Regions from separate parts of the Homo sapiens genome. Here region 2 is linked to region 1. The links are chromatin contacts, found by Hi-C or POLR2A ChIA-PET in ENCODE. All regions are on one chromosome and are shown on one strand. Each heading gives the region's core, a stretch centred on a gene start or an enhancer-like site at or near the end of the contact. The rest is flanking DNA. Distances are from core to core; before and after follow the strand shown.

Evidence for each region. A loop is a pair of places that touch in the nucleus more often than their neighbours do. ChIA-PET counts read pairs that join two places held with the same protein, here RNA polymerase II (POLR2A). Pooled maps may share reads with other maps.
Region 2: a map of heart right ventricle shows a loop between it and region 1 (2.6-fold over the local background). The contact joins two enhancer-like sites. A Hi-C loop is called at or near these places in 10 of 168 maps with a recorded cell type or tissue (Caco-2, Right ventricle myocardium inferior, cardiac septum and 3 more), 2 of 37 single-sample maps with no recorded cell type and 10 of 50 pooled maps. POLR2A ChIA-PET finds 5 or more read pairs at or near these places in 5 of 52 experiments (AG04450, Caco-2, OCI-LY7 and 2 more).

What each region holds. Positions count from the first base shown.
Region 1 is chr11:76,073,093-76,076,514 of GRCh38, forward strand. The region is part of intron 13 of UVRAG (UV radiation resistance associated); the gene reads left to right. Among named protein-coding and RNA genes, the nearest start is that of WNT11, 130 kb to the right of the region's middle. Within about 2 kb of position 1,624, at least 2 of the 41 ENCODE cell types and tissues checked have a DNase peak (open chromatin) inside an H3K27ac peak, as active enhancers do.
Region 2 is chr11:76,118,749-76,122,170 of GRCh38, forward strand. All of the region lies in intron 14 of UVRAG (UV radiation resistance associated), which reads left to right. Among named protein-coding and RNA genes, the nearest start is that of WNT11, 86 kb to the right of the region's middle. RefSeq lists an enhancer at 1,795-2,522. Within about 2 kb of position 1,828, at least 6 of the 41 ENCODE cell types and tissues checked have a DNase peak (open chromatin) inside an H3K27ac peak, as active enhancers do.

The DNA.
Region 1 (3,422 bases), core at 374-2,873:
TTAAAATGGGGTTCAATTAAGAATGTCCTTAATGAAGCAGTAAAAATTATTGATTATATTAAATCATGACCCCTGAGTGCACACCTTCTTAATATTCTGTGTGTTGGAAAGAGAATATGCATAAATCACTTCTGCTGCATACTGAAGTACAGTGGTTGTTTCAAGGAAAAGCACATGTGCAATCGAGTTGCTAAGTGAACTACCTTCTTTTTTAAAAGCCTTGTCTTTACTTGAAAGAATGACTGACAAATTATGGTTATTTAGACTTAAGTATTTGGCAAACATTTTCTCAAAACTGAATGAAGTGAGCCTGTCTCTTAAAGGAAATCAACTGATGATAAAATTCAGGATTTTAAATGAAAATTAGAATTCCAGATCGCTTGTGTCTGCCACCATGAGATTGGCAGCTGCCCAATCCTTAAGGATTTTTTTGATAAGATTGGTAGTGATAATAACACATGTGATTTTTAAATAGTTTATAATGGAATGTGTCAGCATTAAAAATATATATAACTCAATGAGCCAATGTTTTCCAAATGACCATTGTATAATGCTATGAAATCATACGTAGGTAAAGATCCTTTCAAAGTGCCAGAAAGACCAATGGATTTTAATGTAAAAGAGTATGAAAACTTTATTGATAGGGTTTCAGATTCTGCATTGCTACTAGTACCTTTAAAAAGCTATTACTTAATGAGGTTGGGAGTAGTATCAAACAAGAATATCCACAACCATCTGAAAAAGCACTTAAAATACTCCTTTCTTTTTCAGCTGCGTATCTGTATAAGGCTGGATTTTCTTACTAAACAACACATGGTAACAATGAGTGCAGAAGACAATGTGAGACTCCAGCTGGCTTCTATTAAGCTAGACATTGCAAAACAGACTTGCAAAAATGTAAAACAATGTCACTCATCTCACTAAGTTTCTTTTTTGGAAAATTTGCTTATTTTTCATTAAAAATATTATTTATATTAACAAGTAATAGATTGCTATTGCTATTTTTGGAAGAATTCACAAACATGCAAAAGTTTTCTTAATTTCAATTTTTAATATGATAATTATTGATACATATGACCCATATAAATGAAAGCCCTTTGGGGTCCTCAGTCATTTTAAGAGTATAAAGGGATCTTGAGACTAAACTTTTGAGAACCACTGTCTTAGAGAATGTGGCCATCCAGATTTTCTGTGAAACTCTTCAATTGCTCCAAGACACATGTGTCATTTCCCCAAATGTGGAAACATAATATGAGAGACCTACCAATTTGCATTCCAGGAATGATATGTAGTACAAGTCAGAAGGCTAGCAGCTATCAGTGGATTCTTCCTTGTTGCTTTTGTAAGCCAGGCCTCTTCTCTCCTTTTCTGAAAGCTCAATATTTAAGAGTATTACTTTGAGGGTATATTGTACAAATAATAATGATGATTTACATTTGTATAGAATGTAATGGCTTTGGAGTGTGTATTTTTATTTGTGTAGCTCATTTCATACTCTATGAAGTATGTTGACCAAGTCTGTCTTTAGAGATAAGAAATTGAGCTGCTGCTATGCTGATTTCCTGGGGATGACAAAGCTATTAAATGGCAAGCAATTCAAAACCAAATCCAGTTATATCCTACTAACATTATTTGTTTTTCTTTTTAATTTGGGCCTTCCTACAATTCTGTGAGTTAGACAGGGCATAGACAATTATCTGCATTTTACAGAAGAGCCCCCTGAGACAGTGAGTTAAGTAGAAGAGCTAAAATTAGAACCTGGGGATTTCATGACTCCCTTCCTTTTACCCTATTACTTCTCTTCCCCTTCAAGTTAAGACTTCATAGAAAGTAAAAATAGCTTCTCCATCCAAAACAGCTGGGAACCCCTGTTCTGCCAAGGACGTGATCCTTCTGTAAATCTTTACTCCTGGGGCCCACAGTGCACAGCTATTTAGAAGGGATCAATGCCAGCTTCTACCCAGCAGCTTAAATTCATGTATATTTCTTTAACATACAGCCAAATGTATGTGACACATGAGAAGAAAATATGCTTTTATTTTCATAATTCTTGGAATCAAAAATATAAATTCCAAGGATGTTTTAATAGTCAAAATGCCTTTCCCCAACTACTGCATACAAAATTTGCCAATAATAATGGTGGAAGCTCTTTATAAAAAGTACTAAATTTAAAAAAAAGTTTACTGAGATATATTTCACATAACATACAATTAACCCATTTAAATTGTACAATTCAGGCCAGGCGTGGTGGCTCACACCTGTAATGCCAGCACTTTGGGAGGCCGAGGTGGGCGGATCACTTGAGGTCAGGAGTTTGAGACCAGCCTGGCCAACATGGTGAAACCCTGTCTCTACTAAAAAAATACAAAAATTAGCCGGGCAGGGTTGCAGTCGCCTGTAATCCCAGCTACTTGGGAGGCTGAGGCAGGAGTGAAGGAGTGGCTTGTACCTGGGAGGCGGAGGTTGCATGAGCCATGCCACTGCACTCCAGCCTAGGCAATAGAACAAGACTGTGTCTCAAAAAAAAAAAAAAGTATATAGTTCAGTGGCTTTTAATATATTCACCAAATTGTGCAACTATCACCACGGTCAATTATAGAACATTTTCATTGCCCCCAAAAGAAACCCTGTACCCACTAGTAGTCATTCCTCATTCCCTCAGGTTCCCCATCCCTGGGCAGCTACCAGCCTACTTTCTGTTTCTATAGATTTGCTGTTCTGGACATTTCTTACAAATGGAATCATAAAATATGTGGTCTTCTGTAACTGGCTTTATTTGCTTTCCATAGGCTCAAGGTTTATCCATTTTGTAGCATGTATGAGTCATTCCTTTTTGTAGCCAATTTTTTTTGCAGTTGGAAGATGTGTATGTATATACGACATGTTATTTATCCATTTACGAGTTGATAGACTTTTGGGATGTTTCCATTTCTTGGCTGTTATAAGAATGCTGTTATGAACATTTGGGTACAAGTTTTTGTGGGGATATAGTTTTCATTATTTTGGGGTGTATACCTAGGAGTGGAATTGCTGAGCCATATGGTAGCTATGTTTAAATTTGAGGAATTGCCAGACTGTTTTCTAAAGTGGCAACACCATTTTACATTCCCACTACTAATGTACAAAGGTTCTGTATTAGTCTGTTCTCATGCTGCTAATAAAGACATAGCCATGACTGGGTAATTTATAAAGGAAAGAGGCTTAATGGACTCACAGATCCACATGACTAGGGAGGCCTCACGATCATGGTAGAAGGCAAAGTAGAAGCAATTTTACTGTGTTACATGGCAGCAAGCAAGAGGGCGTGTGCAGGGGAACTCCCCTTTATAAATCTGATCTCACATCAGATCTTGTGAGACTTATTCACTATCACAAGAACAGCACAGGAAAGACCTGCTCCCATGATTCAATTACCTCCCACT
Region 2 (3,422 bases), core at 578-3,077, 46 kb after region 1:
ATGAGACTGGCCTACAGTTTTTCTTTCACATAAAATCCTTGTCTGATTTTGGTTAGAATTGAGCAAACATGATGAGGTTATAAGAGCTTCATAAAATAAATTGAGGATCTTTACCTTCTTTTCTATTCTCCAGAACAGTTCATATAAGATAGGAGGAAGTATCTCTATCTTAAAGGTATGGTAGAACCTAGAAAAAAACTACTGTTTTTTGTTTGTTGCTGGGGAGAGTGTAGATTTTTAACTACTGATTTAATTTCTGTAATGCTTACAGGTCTGTTTCTGTTTCATTTCTCCAATTCCTAGTTAACTCACTCCAGTCTGATTTTTAGTTCTATGAGTATACTGAAATTCCTTTTATCTAGCTTGGTGCCTACCGAATTCTAAACATAGACCCAAACTCAAAGGTCACTTTTCATCCTTATCCTGTTCAGTGGCACCTGGCCTTGCTGGCCATTCCTGCCTTCCTGAAACACTCTTCCTTGTTATCTTCCACAGGACTGCCCTCTCCTGGCTTTCTGCTTCTAGCTTCTCCATGGCCCCATCTTAGGCCCTCTTCCCTTTTTCTCTCTGTACTCTCTTCTCTTTTTTTCTTTCCTCCTCCGCCTCCTCTCTACCCTCTTCTTAAGTGTTCTCACCCATTCCCATCATTTTGAAAGCTGTTATGCTTATGACTCCCAAAGTTTTGTCTTCAGTGTAAACCTCTCCTGCACACTCTGGATAGCCAGGGGCCTACTTGACTCTGCCCCTGGGAGTATTAGAAGCATCTCAGCCTCAACACAGCTAAAACCCTCCTTCCACCAGCATAATTCCTGTCAGCTAATGGGACCCTGTCTACCCAGTTGCTCAAACCAGGGAATCATCCTTGATCCCCTTCTTTTCTCCACTCACATCAGAGCTAATCTTATTCATCAGCAAGCCCTGTCATCACTATCTGCAAAATACATATCAATCTGTTCACTTCCCATCTCTGCTATTGCCACTCCAGTCCAAGCCACCACCTTTTCTTACCCAAACAGCTGCACCAGTGCAATTTGTCTCCTTGTCTTGTCCTGCCTCTGTCCACTCTCCAAAGTAGCCAGGATGATCTTTCTAAATGTTGGCTAGATCTTAATCACTCTTCAGCTTCAGTGGCAAGAGTGAAATCCAAGTTTTCTTCCATAGTCTACTTGGCCTCTGCCTCATCTGATACCACTCCCTTTCCACTCTCACGTCCTGTCGCTGTACTGGCCTCTGTGTAGTCATGTGAATAAGCTCTTTCCTGTCTGAGTGGTTGCACTCACTCTTCCTCTGTGTAGAATGTGCTCTGTCTCTTCCTTCTTTCCTACCACCTTCCTCACCTCATCGCCTCATAGAGAGGGAATAGTTTAAGAAAAGCCGCTTTATGAACACAGCAGCTTTATTGGCAATGAATAGGCACCTTGGCTGGAATGCAAATTCATTTTAAGAATGGGGAGAATCTGGGCTTTGTGGTTCCTTGGCAATCCTTTTTAAGAAAAAGAATACAAAATTACAAATACAAAATTAGAGATGAAAAAGCATTTGGAATGAGAAACAAATCACAACAAATTACTGGAACCTTAGGGATTAGGTCCTTTTCTTCTGAGATGTCTGTAGACAATTTACTCAAATTATTTACATATAAATGCTTCCTCATTGCAACCTGACTGCCCTTCTACTCCTAAAACACTGTAATTTCCAGCAACTCTCAGTTCTAAGGTACGGAGAAATTAATTGACTTTCCAGGCATAATTGACCCATGAACCTGTAGCAATAAAAGTAGAATCTAGGTGTCCTGGCACTGTTGCAGCAAACCCATTAAGCTCCAAGCTCATACATTTATAAATGTAGTGCCCCTCTGTGCCAGCTGTGCCAAGCATATTAACACTGAGTGAACAGGAATGTGTCACTTTATGGTACTGTAACGTAAAATAGGCTACTAAAGTAGATGCAAAGCACTGCAAAATGAATGCTACATATCAGTTCCAAGTAAAGATCACGGCAGGAAGCCAGGCTGGAAGTCACAAAGCTAAACAAAGCCGGAGCAAGCACTTTGAGTCTCAGAGGAAATCTGAGAATTTCCGAGAGCAGCCGTGGAGTGAGGAGTTACCTCTCAAGCCTGTGCTCCTTAGGGCAAAGGGTAAAAAAACTCAGGTTCCTAAGGGAGGCTCTTACATCTTTTGTAAAGCAAAACACTTCCATTTTCTGTGTGGTTGTTACCATTCACAGATTGGTCCCTGTGGAGGCAGATTGCTGTATGTTCTTTTGGTGTTGAGGATTTCATACTGGCTGAGGATCAGTGCATTCACTGAATTCCTCCTTATGGTAAGCTTCAAAGTTATGTGACAGCTTGTTTTGTTTTATTTTGTAAAGAAAAGCTGTGATAAAAATCCTCTTAATAAAGTAATTCTTTTTCTTGCACAGTATGGAATTCTTAGCTAATATGAGAATGATCGACCTGATTAATCCTAAAATGAACCCCCATTTTTTATGAACACAGTTGCACAGGGCACAGCTCTCAGTGATTTATGCCAGGTCTTTCCAAAAGGAGTGCCCATTTTTTCATCCTAAGATTATAACCTAGTCGTAACTGCCAAGCAACACAATTTTGAAAAGCAGAATTTCAGCTTAGAATCTGTGCTCTTTTGAATACTGTGATTGAAAGTCACCAGAATGTCATTTAAACATCCTAGTTTTCTTTTACTATTGCCTGCATAGTGATCTGAGACTCAGATTGACATGCACAGGCACCACTGATGTGGGTGCTGAAGAATGTGCACCTAAGCTGCAGCCTAATGGCTGCCTGTAAGACAACAAGTTTAGAACTGAGTTGAAGAGATTATGTGCGAGGTTGCTGTGAGTGGGCTGTGTGATGGGGCCCCAGCATCCAGGTCCTCAGGCAGTGCCTCGATTTTGTCTCTCCACCACTCTCCCACCCTTTCTCAACAGACCCCCAGGCATAGCACTCTCATTTGTGACCTCCGTTCTTTACTTAGGCAAGTTCCCACTACCCAGAATAGCCTGCCCCTTCCTCTGCCCTATCCAGATGTTGCTCTCACTTCAAGACCCAGCTCATATCCTATCTCATTCATTCACTCACTCAACACCACAGTGGCAGCTACAGAGATAAGTGTGTATTCCCTCAGTAGCTTAGAGTCACTTCTTTGCCGAGTCTTACCCACTAGGCTTTTGAGCAGCTTGGGTCTGGGGACCACGTCTTACTCATCTCTGTGGTCCCAGCCTGGCATTACAGAAGCCAGGGAGGCTAGAGAAGGGAATGAAGAAGCCATCTGAGCTGTTCTACTCATGGAATATGCTCCTTGAGCTTGTGTTCAAGGAGCTTACAGTCTAATTAAGGTGGTGAAATAGGAACAAAACAACATGTACTGAAAAAAGTAAAAAGTACGACATGCTATAAGGGAGAG